3 separate regions of the Homo sapiens genome follow, and regions 2 and 3 are each linked to region 1. A link is an interaction called in ENCODE POLR2A ChIA-PET data of the cell type or tissue named here. Cell type or tissue: GM12878. All regions are shown on one strand. Region 1 has its middle 40 kb from the start of FBXL14. Region 2 overlaps ERC1 (ELKS/RAB6-interacting/CAST family member 1). Region 3 has its middle 6.1 kb from the start of CACNA2D4.

The links. Peaks named below come from ENCODE experiments on the same cell type or tissue, not always from the same donor. Only the 100,000 strongest peaks of a DNase experiment are listed, where the experiment ranks them.
Region 2: POLR2A ChIA-PET joins it to region 1 with 6 read pairs; 3 of 35 experiments call an interaction of 5 or more read pairs at or near these places.
Region 3: POLR2A ChIA-PET joins it to region 1 with 7 read pairs; 1 of 35 experiments calls an interaction of 5 or more read pairs at or near these places.

What each region holds. Positions count from the first base shown.
Region 1 is chr12:1,552,294-1,556,293 of GRCh38, forward strand. No RefSeq gene overlaps it. Among named protein-coding and RNA genes, the nearest start is that of FBXL14, 40 kb to the right of the region's middle. RefSeq lists enhancers at 1,975-2,044, 2,105-2,164, 2,445-2,544. In GM12878, a CTCF peak has its summit at 1,846 (motif pointing right); a DNase peak (open chromatin) is centred at 2,358; H3K4me3 peaks cover 544 bases; H3K27ac peaks cover 1,529 bases.
Region 2 is chr12:1,421,490-1,425,489 of GRCh38, forward strand. All of the region lies in intron 17 of ERC1 (ELKS/RAB6-interacting/CAST family member 1), which reads left to right. Among named protein-coding and RNA genes, the nearest start is that of LINC00942, 77 kb to the right of the region's middle. RefSeq lists an enhancer at 1,708-1,757. In GM12878, no CTCF peak of the experiment used is centred here; a DNase peak (open chromatin) is centred at 1,632; H3K27ac peaks cover 1,873 bases.
Region 3 is chr12:1,922,710-1,926,709 of GRCh38, forward strand. No RefSeq gene overlaps it. Among named protein-coding and RNA genes, the nearest start is that of CACNA2D4, 6.1 kb to the left of the region's middle. In GM12878, no CTCF peak of the experiment used is centred here; DNase peaks (open chromatin) are centred at 1,862 and 2,342.

The DNA of each region.
Region 1 (4,000 bases):
GCAGTGTCAAAGGAAACATGGAGACAGGTTGGCAAGGGCCTAAGATGTGCGAGAGAGGAGGGTGATTCATGGGGCAAGATCCCAGCAGTTGCAAGAGGGGAAGGGATTGAGAGTAAGGTGACAGAGTTAGCCTGGAATTACTCATGCTATGTGGGTAGATGACAGGTAGCCAGCCCCTTGCTCTTCATGTAGGCTGAGGTGCTCATTAGCCCTTCCATTCTCCGTCCTTTTCACCCCCCAGTTGTCTGGTCCCTCTCTCCTTGCATCTGAGTGTGCTTTCCTGCTAGGCCATCCTGGCTTGCACATCGTGCTCTGCCATGGTTCCTCCTCTCCATTCCAGTGTCCCCCAAGGGAACGGTTTCCTCTGCCGTGAAGCAGAGGCCATTCTCCTTACGGCCTCCTGATCCCTGTCTCAGCCTTTCTCGGTGCCCAAAGAATTTCTGTGAAGCTGTCTCATGCTTTCCAAACTTTCTTAACTTAACTAGATCCTTTTCTTCTTCCAATCAGAATCTTTCAACCAGTCTGCCTTCCTCTCAGGCCTTTTCTTTCTCCTGCTTTCTGTGTTCTTCTCCCATTCGTGGCCCTCCGGCCCCCTGTGGACCCTTCGTCATCATCACATCCCTTCGTAAAGTCATGCCCATTTCCAGTTTTGAGGACTTCTCGGAATAAATGTTAGTATATCTAAAACTCAATTATGTTTTGGTTACTCACGTTCCAGCCCAGTGACTTATACTCAAGCCATAAAGCAGTGGATTTTAATGGCTGAAAGGTCAGCTGGAAATCATCTAATCCTGCGCTTCCCAACATCTGTTCTTCCTGAGAGGTTAATAGGCACTTGGAGGAAAAAAAGGTTGTGTGATCAAGTAAGTTTGAGAAATGCTGGTTTCCACCAAATTAAACACATTTTTTTAAAACCACAGAGGTTTAATGTGTTCATATGCCGTGTGACTCCCTCAGGAGCAGGAGGGAGTGTATCCCATGCTTATTTGTGGAACCCTTCGTCAGAGGGCACCATCGATCTGTCCTCTGCCACGTTTAGTGGACGAGCACACTCGCACACCCTGAGCGTCTGATGTCAGTCACTGAGGTTGCTCATCTTAGATAGGCTCTGGGGACTGTTTTGTAGCTCCAGCAGGAGCCATTGTGACAGTGCCAGTTGCTGTGATGTTTGTGAATCTTTAACCATGCGTTTAGCAAAAGTTTTGGCTCTGCTGTGAACTGGTGCCAAGGGAAAACTGCTCTGAACTTTCCCAAATGAAAAATAAGAATTAGACAGGCAATCTGGTGAGACCATAGCCAGTGACACGCCTTTTACTAAGGAACACCGAGCAGCGCACTGTGGCCCCAGGAGGAAGCTGGACTCTCACTCCTGAGCCGGGAGTTCCAAGCCCTTCCGATTCAATTCCATTTCCCACATCTCTCCTGGATGAGCCCGGCATCACGGCCGGTCAGAGCCGCCTGCTGTTTTCCTGAGCATGACGTCCGAAGAGCCACACTTGTGGTCCTCGTGATGCCTTGCTGCTGTTGGCAGTGCCCTTTTGCAGCTACAAGCCTGGGGGACGACCACGTTTACTCAAGATTCACACCTCCCAGCCTCTCCAAGCAGGCTGCTTTCTCCTCAGAGCTCCCAAAGACACCTCTACACAAAAATTCCGATTTAAAACCTAGTGCGTTCCTTTAACTATTTGGTTTTAGTTTGTCCTCCTCAGTGGACCCCCATCTTTGAGGGCAGAAACCCCCTTCCATACACCACTGTGCCCGTGGCCCTGCCCTCATGAAGGGCTCGGCCTGGAGCAGGTGTGGGCAAATTTTGTGCGATGAATGAGTCCTCCCTGGTGAGGCTGACTGGCCAGCAGATGCTGCAGGAGAGCTACCCATGTGGGAGGTTCCTGGAAGCCTTTCAGAGACAAATGGCATTTGAGAAGGACTTGGAGGAAACCCCTGAACTGGCAAGCGAGAGAGGGAAAAACCCTTCCAGGTGAAGGTCGAGTGGAAAGGTAGATAGAGGTGTGGCAGGGAATAAAGGAACAGAGATGGTAGGAGAGATTCCATCCTGGGCAGAGCAGAGAAGCCAGGTGGGGCAGAGGAGCGAAGGAGACCAGCGATCGGGCAGGAGAAAGAGTGGAAGGAAGGTCTTGAAGGAGAAGTGCCAGGAGGTGGACAGGGCCATGCAGCTGCAGGGGCACAGTTCCCATACGACCTCCAGCTGCCCAGTGGTTTTCTGGCAGTCCCTCAGCCAGATGTTTGTATAGTACCCAGGCCAGGTGCTGCCTGGCTCTCAAACATTTGAATAACTGAAACCATCTCAGAGGAGGTTGTATTTTTAGCCAGGGGCTGTGGTAGGCAATAGTTCCAGTCGTCCTGGCTACTAGAGTGGCAGGGAGGCTCTGGTGTCTGAGTAGGCGTTGGATTCTCATTCTGACTTGCCTCTGACAGGCTGAGATGCTGGGAAAGCCCCTCGATCCTTCCAGATCACCTGCCTGAGTGGTGGGGGGGCAGGGGTTGCAGTCTGAGTTTGGTCTCTTTCTGAGGGGGCAATGGTAGAAGTTTCCCTTATGTGGCAATGGGAGGGAAGGGGCCGGTTGGGAGAATCCTTATTTCTCCTTGATGATGGGCATTGGTTCTTAACCCACGGGAACAATTTATCAGCTTCATTGATCCCTAATGGTTCAGGGTAAAACCTGCTACACAAGGTCACAGTCCAAAAAGGACCCATGTCTTTTTTTTTTTTTTTTTTTGAGACGGAGTCTCTCTCTTGTCACCCAGGCTGGAATGCAGTGGTGCGATCTCAGCTCACTGCAACCTCCGCCTCTCTGGTTCAAGCGATTCTCCTGCTTCAGACTCCTGAGTAGCTGGGATTACAGGCACCTACCATCACGCCTGGCTAAGTTTTGTATTTTTACTAGATATGGGGTTTCACCATGCTGGCCAGGCTGGTCTTGAACTTCTGACCTCAGGTGATCCACCTGCCTTGGCCTCCCAAAGTGCTGGGATTACAGGCATGAGCCACCACACCCGGCCTCATATGTCTTTTGACCCCTGGGGTGCTGCTAGCTATCAAACTGGGCAGTCAAATGTGGGATGCATTCCTTTCAATGCTGCCTCGTATCTGCTCATTCACTGAGCAGAAGAAGCTTTATGCTCCAACAGGGACTCACGGACAAAGACCAGTTTTTTCAATTATCAGATAGGTTCACAAACATTATTGTTTTTTAAAAATTTATGGTAAAATGTACTTAACAAAATTTTCCATTTCAACCATTTTTAAGTGTACAGTTCTGTGGCATTGGGCACATTCACACTGCTGTGTAATCATCACCACGTCCATCTCCAAAACTTTTCCATCTTCCCCAACTGAAATTCTGTTCAGAATTAACACTATTGTTTAATTAACATAAAACAATAACTTCCCATCCTTCCTGCCTTCCAGCCCCTGACAACCACTTCTTTCTGTCTGCTTCTACTTTCCTGCGTATGTATGTATGTATTTATTTTTGAGACAGGGTCTTGCTCTGTTACCCAAGTTGGAGTGCAGTGGTGCAACCACAGCTCACTGCAGGCTCAAACTTCTGGGCTTAAGCAGTCCTCCCACCTCAGCCTCCTAAGTAGCTGGGACTACAGGTGTGTGCCACCACACTCTGCTAATTTTTTAGTTTTTATTTTTTGTATAGACAGGGTCTCACCATGTTGACCAGGCTGGTCTCAAACTCCTGGGCTCAAGTGATCCTCCCACCTCAGCCTCCCGAAGTGCTGGATTACAGGCGCGAGCCACCACATCGGGACCTACTTTCTATCTATGAGTTTATCTATTATAAATACCTCTTAGAAGTGGAATTATAAAATATGTCCTTTTGTGTCTGGCTTATTTTGCTTAGCATCTATGTTTCATCCATGGATGAAACTTTTTTTTTTTTGAGACGGAATCTTGCTCTGTCGCCCAGGCTGGAGTCCAGTGGCGCAATCTCGGCTCACTGCAAGCTCTGCTTCCCGGGTTCACGTC
Region 2 (4,000 bases), 130 kb before region 1:
CTAAATCAGTTTCTAGGTGGGGGTCACAAGACCGGTTGAGTCAGTTCCTTGGTATGAGTAACAGGTCCGAGTGGAGTCAGTTGGTTGCCAGAATGCAAAAGTCTGAAAAATATCTTAAAGACCAATCTTAGGTTTTACAACAGTGATGTTATCTATAGGAGTAATTGGGGAAGTTACAAATTTTGTAACCTCCAGCTACATGACTCTTGATGAGTAAGCAATTTTAGAAAAGTAAGCTAGGGAACGGGCTGCGCACAGTGGCTCACGCCTGTAATCCCAACACTTTGGGAGGCTGAGGCAGGTGGATCATGAGGTCAGGAGATCGAGACCATCCTGGCCAACATGGTGAAACCCCATCTCTACTAAAAATACAAAAAAAAAAAAAAATTAGCTGGGTATGGTGGTGCGTGCCTGTAGTCCCAGCTACTTGGGAAGCTGAGGCAGGAGAATTGCTTGAACCAGGGAGGCAGAGGTTGTAGTAAGCCGAGATCATGCCATTGCACTCCAGCCTGGCAAAATAAGCTAGGGAACAATGGCTGGTTATCATTTAACTACACCTACATCTTAGCAGAATTCAGTCTTTTCCCATAATCCTAACCTTGTGGCCTTTCATTTGTCTTACAGAGATGGTTTCAGTCCCCCGTGGGGGTCAGCTTGCAGAGGGACTATTATCATTTTTGCTTCAAAGTTAAACTATAAGCTAAATTCCTCCCATAGTTAGCTTGGCCTATGCCCAGGAATGAGCAGGGGAGTGAGCTTGTGACGTTAGAAGCAAGATGGAGTCAGGTTAGATTTTTCTCACTTTTATAATTCTTGCAAAAGCAATTTTATATTCATTAACCCACCCCTGGCTTTCCCCTTCCCCCTACCCTTCCTGGCCTCTAGTAATCACTATTCTACTCTCTGTTTGTATGAGATCAACCTTTTAAGCTTCCATACATGAATGAGAAAGTATGGTATTTATCTCTCTGTGCCTGACTTTTTCACTTAACATATTGTCCTCCCAGCTCATCTGTGTTGCTAAAATGACAGAATTTCATTCTTTTTTTTTTTAATCACTAAATAGCATTGCATTGTATAGATATTTGCCACATTTATCCATTCGTCTGTTGATGGATACTTAGGTTAGTTCCATATCTTGGCAGTTGTAAATAGTGCTGCACTAAACATGGGAGTACAGTGATCTCTTTGATTACTGATTTCCTTTCCTTTGGATATATACCTAGTGGTATCATAGCTGGATTGTATGATAGTTCTATTTTAGTTTGCTGAAAACCCTCCATGCTGTTTTCTGTAATGGCTGTTCTAATTTACATTGCCACAAACACTGTGTAAGAGTTCCCTTTTCTCCACATCCTCTCCAGCATTTGTTATTTTTTGTTTTTTGGGGTTTTTAAATAATAGCGATTTTGATTGGTGTGTGATGGTATCTCATGGTTTGCATTTGCATGCAAATGATTAGTGATGCTCAGCATTTTTTCATGTACCTATTTCAAACTCAGCGTAATTTTGGTTGGGAGGCCGTTAGGCTAAGGCAGCTCCAATGCCCTGAGTTCCTACATAAACAAACTGAAACCCAACTCTTTGTAAACAGTCATATTCTAGGCCAATCAGAAACCACCAACTAACCCCCTACCTAGGGGCTTTCCAATACTCAAGTTTAACCGATCAGGAACTGCCTGGCCAACCTCTAACCAGGGACTTTCCACTGGAATGATCCAAAAAACATTACTGCCCCACTTTAACCAATAAGAGATTTTCTTTACCTTGCTTCTGCTTTCACCTTACAAAAGTCTTCTACCAGTCTCTTCATCAGAACCCCCCACCACTTATGGCCTAAGGCTGCCTGATTAACGAATTGTTGTCTGCTCAAATAAACTCTTTAAAATTTTAACGTGCCTTTGTTTATCTTTTAACAGCTGTTTAATCTCACTGTGATCACAAACCATACATTGTATTGTCTTAATTATTTTACATTTTTGAGACTGTTGTTTTATGGCCCAAAACATGATCCATCTTAGTGAACATAACTTGTGCTCTTAAAGGAATGGTATTCTTTAATTGTCACATACAGTGTTCTGTAAGTATCAACTGGGTCAGGTGGTTGATAGAGTCTGTCAGATCCTCCCTGTCTTCACTGAATTTTTGTAGAGGGAGAGGTCTGTTAATTGCAGAGAAAGAAGCATTCAAATCTCCAACAAAAATCGGAGATTTTTCTGCTTGTCCTTTGAATTATTTCAGGTTTTACATTGTATTTTGAAGCTCTGGCTGTGTTTGCAGACTCATTTATGATTGTTATATACTCCTGATAAACTGGCCTTCTTACCACTGTGAAACATCCCTTTTGATTTTCAGAAATATCATTTGTCTTGAAATCTACTTTATCTGTCTTAAATCAGCAAGGGGCACTACAAAGTAACAGTAAAGGTAGATGTAAATATTGTTAAACAAGTAATAGGTATTCAATGAATACTTGTTGAATATTGAATTTTAGTATTTTCTGGGTGGCAGATTGCCAGATAATATGGTTTCGTGTGTGTATGTACGTGTGTGTGTGTGTGTATGTTTCTTTTTTAATAATCTATTTTCTAAGTCTCAGTGTGGATGAGATGCTGTGGATAAAATAGTACTCACTTCAGGAAGTTAGTTACCTCCAAGGTTGACTGAGCGTTGGTCCTAGCCTTCTAATAACTAATATTGAAGGAAGAAGCAGCTCATAATGACATAATGAATGAGTAGGCAATCTACCTTAAATCTTTAGAGAAAAAACTAATGATTGAACATACAATGTCAGGTGTTTTCAATAGAGGGGTAATAGAAGAATTAGAGCAGGTCAGGAAGGACAGCTTCATAAATACGACACCTTATGACCTTTGGCTACAGTTTTACTGCTTTCCTGATATTTGCTTGAACCAAAGCTCATTCTCTGTATACCAACACAAGTACAATTCTATTCTGTTCTTTAGCTGTTTAAAACAAAGTGGTTTCTTCATATCACGATTTAAAAAGAGTAGTCTCTTATGTCTCTAAAAGAACCATTGGGAAAAAAGCAAAAAAGAGTAGTTTTTCTTAATTCTAAAGATCCTCAAGGCAGTGGTGTCTTAACCAGGAAGACAGGAGAGACCCAGGCAGCCTTAGGAAGCTCACTGTCATCCTCCCTTTTCCTCTTGTTTCTTCATCCCTAGAAGTAAACAAACTAAAAATGGTTTTGACCTTTGAAAAAGAAATAAACACTGAAGTAATTGCCTGTGATTCTCTCTACCCAGCCGTCTGCTGAAAGTGTGTCTTGAGAAGAGCTTGAGATGATAGATAGATAGATAGATAGATAGATAGATAGATAGATAGATAGATAGATGATAGATAGATAGATAGATCGATAGATAGATAGATAGATAGATAGATAGATAGATAGATAGATAGATAATCTGTCTCTACTCCACAGGTCGATAATAGCTCACTAACGCATAGCCAGGGAGATGTCAGAGTGGCTTGAGACCTCAAGAAGCTTTTTCTTAAATCCTTAAAACCTAAGAACCTTTTTTTTTCTTTTCTTATTGTTCAGTTGCCTGTTAATTTTTTGTGGGGAGTAGGGGTTGGAATAGCATGCTACTGCTTAGAGTAGAACAGGGTTAGAATTCTTTGCTGCCAGGAGTATTATTTCCTTTAAATTTGTGTTTCTGTTGTGTAAACAAAACTATCTGCTTCCTGGAACATAAAGCACATACATAATTTTAGTAGGCACTTATGCTGGATTGTGCTTGGTAGTTGGCAGTGAGAGCACTTTTTAGTGTGATGGCATAGCCACATCTCTTGTGGGGACAGGAATATTTTCCTGTTAGAGTGGATGGTGACCTCTTCTGCATTCTGCTTTCTTCCCCTTCCCCACAGACTTGTAGAAGCTCTTGACAAACAGAGCAGAGAAACAAACTTAAGTACCAGCATTCTCACCAGCCCAAATTCCTGAATCTCTGACTGTCCTAAGACATGCCAGTTGTCTGTA
Region 3 (4,000 bases), 370 kb after region 1:
TATGATGAAAGTGTCCTTGAATGAGAGAGTGGTGGGCAGTGACGCACGGCTTTGTGAATAGCCTGTCAAGCACCGAGCTGCAAACTTTAACATGGAGAATTTTACGGCATGTGAATTACTTCTCCATTAAAAAACCTTTTTTTTTTTTTTGAAAATCACCTTTTTAATGAGTGAAGACTTTCCTGGCTACAAGATCCACCATCTTGGCCCGACCCCTGACGTTCCCTGTCCTTCTTCACAGCATCTTTCTTCTCCTCAGTGGCTATCATGGGACGTGCCATATACAGGCCTCCTCCTCTAGCACGCAGCCTCCATAAGGGGCAGGGCCTGCGGGCTGTTTGTCCCTGCTGTATGCCCAGTCCCTCAGCACAAGGAAATAAAAATGTGATTGGAATGAAGGAGGGATTGAAAGGGGGGTGATTCTGGGTGGAGGTGAGGGCGCTTGGGCCAAGTCCTGCTTGTCTCCGCCTCCGCTCTCTGGGGCCTTTGAACAGGAGCCCCAGGGCCCCAGGGTCAGTTTGGAAACCCCCATGTAGCCAGGCAAAGGCTTTCATTTCCCGTTCATTTTACGAATGTGTCTCCGGCGGCTCATTTCATCTTCAAGTGACACAGGACATCACGAAGGCCTTCTGTGGTATTTGTACGCCACTATTCATTGCAGTGTGATTCACGACAGCAGAAGGTGGGAGCAACCCGGGTGTCCACCACGGATGGACATGGATCATGGATAAATCCAAGTGTCATCAAACAAACAAAACGTGGTATTGCACATGATGAACTATTAAGAGGAAGGAAATCCTGACACACGCTACAACATGGATGAACCTTGAGGACATTATGAGTGAAATAAGCCAGTCACAGAAAGACGAATACTGTATGATTCCATTGATACGTGGTTCTCAGATTCACAGAGACAGAAAGCAGAATGGTGGGTGCCCAGGGCTGGAGGAGGGAGCAGTGGGGAGTTAGTGTTTAGTGGGTGCAGAGCTTTGGTTCTGCAAGGTGAAAAGGGTTCTGGAGATGGAGGGTGGTGGTGGTTTCACAAGCGCATGAATGTATTTAGCACCACTGAGCTAAAACATGCTTACGATGGTACATTTTGAGTTACGTGTATTTTAGCACAATGTTTTAAAAGAAGAGAGAAAAAAGAGGTGTGTGGGGGGTGCTATAGAGCTGCCCGGGGCAAAACCAGGAGTCCAGAACCCTCCCAACTTCCTCATCCCCCAGAGACTGCTTCCCATTCTTCACACATCCATCGCTCCAAAATGCCAGTCTGGCTGGATTGCAGAGCTTTGAAAGGGAGAGTGCATTTCAGACTCCTAATGCCTTTCATCATGGCCCAGGCAATTTTTTTTTCTTTTTTTTGAGACGGAGTCTCACTCTGTCGCCCAGGCTGGAGTGCAGTGGCGCGATCTCGGCTCACTGCAAGCTCTGCCTCCCGGGTTCATGCCATTCTCCTGCCTCAGCCTCCCGAGTAGCTGGGACTACAGGTGCCCGCCACCACGCCTGGCTAATATTTTTTTTTTTTGTATTTTTAGTAGAGACCGGGTTTCACCATGTTAGCCAGGATGGTCTCGATCTCCTGACCTTGTGATCCGCCCACCTCGGCCTCCCAAAGTGCTGGGATTACAGGTGTCAGCCACCGCACCCGGCCAGCCCATCCAATTTTTACTCAACAAGGGAGGAGGAAGTGAGAAATAAGGTCATTAAACAAAATGGTCTTGCTTGAACATGTGCCTCCTGCAACTACCCACACACACATGGGCACACACATGCACACGCACGTCTCCCCACCATCACTAAGAAATGCAGCTTGAATCCAGATGGTAAACAAGCTCATTAGCCTAGCATCAACCTAGATTTGCTGGTGCAGTCTCCTGCCTGCGGGACGTCAGGCCTCCAAATTGTACCTTCTGCCTGGAAAGTCTGAAGCACATCAAAGCCCGGGAGCAGAGGGCAGCGGGCTAATTAGACGCTGCCCAGGCAGGCAGCCGCTGGGAGGCTGTGCGAAGAGGCGGTCTGCCAAAGAGTGGATCCCTGGGGACCTGCCATGTCTATAAATACCCTGAAGGTAACTTGTTAGAGGGTGTGTGTGTGTGTGTGTGTGTGTGTGTGTGTGTGAGAGAGAGAGAGAGAGAGAGAGAGAGAGCGAGAGAGAGAGAGAGAGTATGGGGAGGCAAAGACTGAAGCAGAAGAAACTCAGAGGGCCCAGCGGGGATTTAGGAGCTGGGGGAGGACTTCGTGGTGAAAAGACCTGGTGAGTTTCCACAGCTTCACAGCCCGGGAGGAGTGCAGGGAGGCCTCAGGAGGAAATTCAAGCATCAAAGAACAGGTTTTGAGAGGAAAGACCAGAGGAAGTGCTGAGAGGCACCAGCAATTTCCTCATTTAACCAACAAGTGAGGGCTAGCTGTGAACCCAGAGGATGTGTTCCAGGTTCTGACCCGTGATGGGTTGGCCCCAGGACCCCATGCGTAGGAAAATGGGAAATGGAGGCAGAGTGGCAGTATGACATTGTCCATGCCAGTGGCTCACCAGCATCCTGACAGCAACTTCACCATGGGGACAAGGGCGAGGCATGTGAGGACTCTGGTCTGAATCCCAGGTCTATGTTGACCAGGTGCGCTGAGGTGCAGTGCAGGGGAGGACAGAGGGAGCACTCACCTGGGGAAGAAGGCCTGGAAACCTCCTGGGAGGACGGAGGGAGCACTCACCTGGGGAAAGAGACCTGGAAACCTCCCGGGAAGACAGAGGAAGCACTCACCTGGGGAAGGAGGCCTGGAAACCTCCTGGGAGGATGGAGAGAGCACTAACCTGGGGAAGGAGGCCTGGAAACCTCCTGGGAGGATGGAGGGAGCACCCACCTGGGGAAGGAGACCTGGAAACCACCCAGGAGGATGGAGGGAGCACCCACCTGGGGAAGGAGGCCTGGAAACCTCCCGGGAGGGTGGAGAGTGCACCTACCTGGGGAAGGGGACCTGGCATCAGGTCTCAGCTCTGTAACTCAAAATGTAACTTTGGGCAAAGCACTTCCCGCTCTGGGCCTCAGTTTCCCCATTTGTATGTGGGAGGGGCCTGGGGTGCTGGAGTTCTCCACAGGTGGCTCTGACTTCCCTGAGCTGCTGCAGATGGCCCTATGTCTGAAAAGAGTTTGCATGTGCTCAGCACTGGTTGGTCCAGATCTTCTCATGAGGGGCTGTCCACATGACCTTGGCCAGAGAGAGGGTGCCGGCAGTCCTGAGAGCCAGGGCCACTGTGCTTTATGTAATATAAAGACAAAACGTGTCTGTAATTAGCCTGTTAAATGGGGTGAGCATCTGCCTTGCAGTCTCATTGATATTAGTAATGTGCCTAACCAACACTTTACAGACAATGCGCAAGCTCAGGCTCTGGCATCTGGGGGTCTGGGCTTGAACCCCAGCACTGTCCCTTCCTAACCCTTTTATCCACAGCATCTCGTTTTTCTTATCTATAAAATGGGAATGATACTACCTGTGTCAGGCAGAAATTTACTCAGCTGCAAGTAACAGAAAACCCAGATGACAAATAGGGATTTGTGAAAACACGAAGTTTGGAGTGGGCAGTTCCAGCAGCAGCCGGTCTTGGCTCAGCTGCTCCGTGATGTCTGCAGAGACCTAGGCCCTCCTTCTTTCTGCCTTCCCTCCTCTGCCTGCTGGCTTTCATCCTCATGTGGTTCACCTCACAGTCACAAGTTGGCTGCTGCCATTCAACATCACGTCCAAGTTCACAGTAGGGGACAGGAGAAGGGCAATGCCTCTGACTAATTGGCCAAAAGTTGGCAACATGGTCACCCTCAGCGGCAAGGGAGGCTAGAAAGATGGGAACAGGATTACCGTAACTTGTCTAACAAATCATGATCTGTTGCCTGGGGCTGGGTGTTGTTATCAAGGAAGAACAGAAGGGTACGATGTGGGCAACTAGGTCTGCCTCACTCCTGTGAGTATTGAACAAAATGAGGCAGGTAAAGCTCTCAGCACAGGG